Regions from separate parts of the Homo sapiens genome. Here region 2 is linked to region 1. A link is an interaction called in ENCODE POLR2A ChIA-PET data of the cell type or tissue named here. Cell type or tissue: Caco-2. All regions are shown on one strand.

What was found. Peaks named below come from ENCODE experiments on the same cell type or tissue, not always from the same donor. Only the 100,000 strongest peaks of a DNase experiment are listed, where the experiment ranks them.
Region 2: POLR2A ChIA-PET joins it to region 1 with 5 read pairs; 1 of 35 experiments calls an interaction of 5 or more read pairs at or near these places.

Annotation. Positions count from the first base shown.
Region 1 is chr13:110,387,730-110,390,229 of GRCh38, forward strand. All of the region lies in intron 4 of COL4A2 (collagen type IV alpha 2 chain), which reads left to right. Among named protein-coding and RNA genes, the nearest start is that of MIR8073, 48 kb to the left of the region's middle. RefSeq lists an enhancer at 1-184. In Caco-2, no CTCF peak of the experiment used is centred here; DNase peaks (open chromatin) are centred at 575 and 1,122.
Region 2 is chr13:110,516,478-110,518,977 of GRCh38, forward strand. No RefSeq gene overlaps it. Among named protein-coding and RNA genes, the nearest start is that of COL4A2-AS1, 9.5 kb to the left of the region's middle. RefSeq lists an enhancer at 1,346-2,182. In Caco-2, no CTCF peak of the experiment used is centred here; a DNase peak (open chromatin) is centred at 1,459.

The DNA of each region.
Region 1 (2,500 bases):
CCTTGGGAGTGACATCACGGTTTCCTCTTTTAAGGCGATTCTGAGGCTTCCTTCTCCCCAGGCCCCTCCCGCCCAGCTGCTGCAGCTGCTCAGAGCCACCTCGGCCTCCACCTCTGCGGAGCTCTGACCTGCCCTGGCTTGGCTGTGCCTGGGTTTGGGACAGTTCGGTGTGTGTTAAAGAAGCAGAGCTTTAACTGCGTTGAGGGTGTGTTTTCCCTCCTGCCTGCTCTTCTTACCTGCAGTCCAAACACGTGTGCCTCGGTTGTTTCTAAAGCTTCCCCGTGGACTGCATGACTGAAAATGGACTAAATGATGATTATGTTAAGAAGACTTGACAGTGCCACCTTTAGAGGGAAACGCCAAAAGTGGCCCAGAAGGCTGAGGGACAGGGGCCTATGTAAGCTTCACGGGAACAGAATTCCTAAGCTGTAAGGTAACATTTCTATGCAATATGAAACCTGAGAACAAGGCTTAATAACAGCCCCTCCAGGACGGCGGCAAGCGAGCCCTCAAGCGCAGTCTGCATTTCCCCAGCCGCAGCCAGGCAGCTGCCGGCACCTTGGGAGGCACTGGGAGCACGCTGGTGACTTCTCTTGGCCAGTAGGTGTGGGCGTGGCTCGGTGCTCCAGACACTACTTGAAAAGGGAAGGTTTCTGGGACTCCTGGCACCGCGGCCTCTCCTCTGCCCAAATTTCAAGATTTATTTTTACTCGTTGAACGAAAAAGAGAATGAGCCCTGTACTCTGTCATGCTCCAAACTGCTGCCCCATTTTTAGACCACAGAGCAAGATGAATGCTGTTGGAAGGAATGTGTTTATGAGAGAGACAGTTTTTAATCCATCAGAGAGCAATACTTGCGACTTTAAATATGGCATATGGTGAAAAAGTGTCCCTGTGATGAGTCAGCAAAAAAAATTATTTCACCCCTCACATATACGAGGGTTTGATTAGCTCACTGATTGCAGTTTTACTAGTGTGCAGCACAGACTCAAATTTAAATATAGCTTGAGGGAAAACTCTGACATCAGAATTTGTGCATGATAAACTGTGTTGCTCAAACTTCAAAGGTCTGGTCTCCACTGCTTCCGGGACCTCCCCCTGCCTCCCAGGGGACAGATTCCTCGTGTGATCCCACAGGCCAGCTGCTTCAAAGCTGTGTCTTTCCTTGGGCCCCTTCTGACCCATTGGCTCCCCTGTCTCCACTCCTCACGGTCTGCCCTCACCCTCTGTGATCATGGCTGTGGCCCTGCGATCTCCATCCTGTCTCCTTGTGACAGATTTTCCACCTCACCCTTTCTTTAAGCAGCTGACACTCAGACCCATCCTTCCTTTGTGTCTGATGTCTTTGGTTGGGTTTATAAAGGCAAGACACTTCTCCCAACCCATGCAGGACGTCCTCACAGATCAGCTTCTTCAAGGAGACCTAGCCCAGCCCGTGAATGAGTGGTGGCAGCGCTGGCAGCATGAGAACAGGAGTTGAAACCTGCTCTCACCCCGGCCAAAGATCACATCGCTTCCCTTTCCTATAAAGTAGTGCATCATGTGGAGGACATTTCGTGTCTGTAAAGTACCATCACCCTTTTCTATAAAGTAGTGCATCATGTGGAGGACATTTCGTATCTGTAAAGCACCATCACCCTTCTCCCTAATCTGTGCATGTGTGTATCTGTAGAAGTGTGCGTGTGCGAGAATCCACCCTTCATGATTTAATTGAAATCACAGAGCAGTGATCAGCAGCAGCGAAGATGACCCTCACAGCTGGGGAGCCCATGCTTGATGTGGTCAGCATTGCCTCCCTGCAGGAGGGCCCGGCTCAGGGAGTCCTTCTCAGACCCCTCTGTCTTCCCTATGGTCTATTAATCTCCCCATGCAAGGGAAGATGATGGACATCAAATCGACTGTAGGCTGTGCTCCTCTGTGCACTCTCACGAGCACTAACACCTCCCAGCATGATTCTCCAGGACTGCGGCTCCAAGAGGAAAGCTGGCCCCAGAAGCAGGCTGCTGTTCAGGGCCTCCTTGCCTGGTCCAGTCCTTGCTTAGGTGAACTCCAGCTGACCAAGATAAGCATTCACTGCATTTGGTTTAAGCAGCCTTTCGTGTTTATTGTGTTAGTGGGTGCTTTTCTTTCTAAAGCAAAAAAAAAAAAAGTTTAAAAATTTTTAAAACTACCCTACTTCTTTTATGACTTTTACTCCCTTCTCAAAAATATCAGTGTTTCCTAAGTTCGATAATAGCATTTGACCAAGTATAGTACACACTTGATGAAATTAACTCAGTTTTATTAAATGCCTATTTTATTGGCATGGGATGATTTAAGATGAAGACTCTCAGTGTTAACGGCCTCAATTCATTTATTCAAAAAGCATGTATTGAGCCTGCTCTGGGTGCCAGCTACTATGCTAGGTGCAAGGATGTAAATATTCGTAAGACACAATCACCCCACTCAGGATTTTTTGCTGTCTACTTTTATTGTCCTGTGAAGAGGAAAGTTTGGAGAG
Region 2 (2,500 bases), 130 kb after region 1:
GAGCCATCTGAAAGAGCTCCCAAGATGAAGCCATCTGAATAAGAAAGTGAGACAGTACTGGATAACAACCCAAAGAATAAATATCCACGAGTCCATTCTGAGTCCTCAGCCTTCCTCTCTAAGGATAAACTGCTGTTCCCAGCACTCAGCGAGGTTCTCAAGGCTGAACGGTGTCCGAGGGAGAGTGACTTATGGGTGGCACATCTCCTGCACGGCCTGTGCCCAGCTGTGTGGGGCGGCTACAGCTCCGATGTTGATGCACGTGTGTGTGCAGCTGTGCAGTGGCACGTGTGGCACACGTACACCCTCCCCAGAAAAGAAGCACCTTTCCTGCTCCTACACCTCCCCGTCAGGCACCTCTCACAATTCTGCCAAAACCAAGGGAGATGAAAAACGAAATGTCACAAAGGCAATGTGCCTTTTTTTTTTTTTTTTTTTTTTTTGAGACGGAGTCTGGCTCTGTTGCCCAGGCTGGAGGCTGGAGTGCAATGGCAGGATCTCGGCTCGCTGCAGCCTCCACCTCCTGGGTTCAAGCAATTCTCCTGCCTCAGCCTCCCGAGTAGCTGGGAGAGGTGTGCACCAGCACACCCGGCTAAATTTTTTTGTATTTTTTAACAAAGATGGGGTTTCATCGTGCTGGCCAGGCTGGTCTTGAACTCCTGACCTCAAGTGATCCCCTCCCAAAGTGCTAGGATTACAGGCATGAGCCACCCCGCCTGGCCCCAAGGCAATGTGCTTTAAAGTGAAGCTGGCTGTCTCTCTGGCATTACAGAAAAAGGGAAAATCATTGCTTTCTGGCCATTTTTCTGTAGTGGCTGCTTCATGGTGACATTACTTTGCTGGGGTTGGAGGTGGAAGAGGATGGTCATCTTCCTCCTGTGGTCCAGCCTCTGCAAAGTGCTCTCCCAGGTGCTTTTCCTGCCTCCCACTACTCTGTGAAGTAGGTACAATATACTCCATTTCATAAAGAGATTTTCCCCAAAGATGGCAAATCAACTTGCCCAAGATAACACAACCCACGTGCTCAGGGGGCATTCAAGCCAAACCTCTACACTCCCTTCAGGAACCGAGCTGACTTCCTAAAAACAGTGACCACTGAGCATCAACCATGTGCCAGGCACCCGAGGCACTTCATATAACATTACCTGCCATGTCCAGAAGCCTCAAAGGGTGGGGTCATTTCCACATACTCGAGAGTCCCTGCACCTGAGGGGTATTTCACAATTTCATTGTACAAGCCCATTTTAATTAACTAGGTTCTTCTCAGAGGCCAGGAACACTTAGAGATGAGAGGCTGCAGCTGCAAAGCCACATGGGATGGGGCAGGAGGGGACTGCTGTCTTCCCGAGTTTAAAATACACCCAGGAGCCCTCTTCCCCCACCCCACCTGCAGATTCACACTTGAGAGGACCTTGCCACATGCAAGGGTGACTCAGGGACCTTCTCCTCGCATTTATGGCCAAAGTACAAGAACAAAGGGCAGATGGGGTGGAGGCCACTTAGAAGATGTGGGTCCTGTGACGGCATAAACCAGCCCTAAAGCTGGAGCCATTCCTGCAGAGGCCATTTCATCCCACATGGGACAGGACCCCGCTTCTCCTCTGGGTGGGACCCATTCTTTTGCCTTGAGCTGGCTTATTCTTAACTGTACACTCACAAACATAATCCATTTTATCTGCAGGATTCCTGGGAAAGGAATTCTTGCATTCAGATTATGAGGACTCTGTCCAGGGGGCTCTCACACCTCCCTCAAAGCAGAGAGAGCTCGCCCCTGGCCATGGGAGCCGCCCGCCACACAGGGGCTGGTGAATGAGGTCGCCACGCAGTGAGGCTGAGGGAGGGGGTTTGGAAGTGCTACTGGGGATGACAGTGGCCAGTCCCAGGCCTGCCACCTTCAGACCAAGAGCAGGCACGAGCCAACCCTGGTTACTTAACTGAGACCAGCTCCCAAGAGACAGCATTCCAGGCCCCCATGCCTTCTCCCGGTGGGAAAATCTGGATGGAGGATAAAAAAAGGGGCTGAGGCTTGTCCTGGATCCGTGGGTATCCACCATTTGCAGCCCGAACAACCAAGCCCACCTTTAGGGGAGGAAACACATGGCAGCAACTGGAACGTGGCATTGAAAGTCCGAGGCTCAGATTCCCAAGCCGCCATGCCCCAGGCAGGACCTTCCACAATGACATCCCAAGAAAACAGCCAACGTAGACTGAGCTGGGAGGGCCTGGTGAGGAAGTGGGTGGGGCTGGGAGCCAAGGCCTGGGCGTGTCTCACTCCGGCCACTGACACCCTGACCCAGGAGGCACCTTCTCGGGCCTTGGGTCCACATATCCTCCAGCAAGGTGCCCTCCAGATCCGATACCTGAGGGCTGGGCCAGTGGCTTCAAGGCAAACACAAAGTGAAGGGGAGGGACACAGAGCTTCATAACCACGCAAGGACGCTTGCTCTGAAGGCGTCAGCTCTCCCTGAAGGAGGCAGCCTGGACCACAAGGGAGGACTGG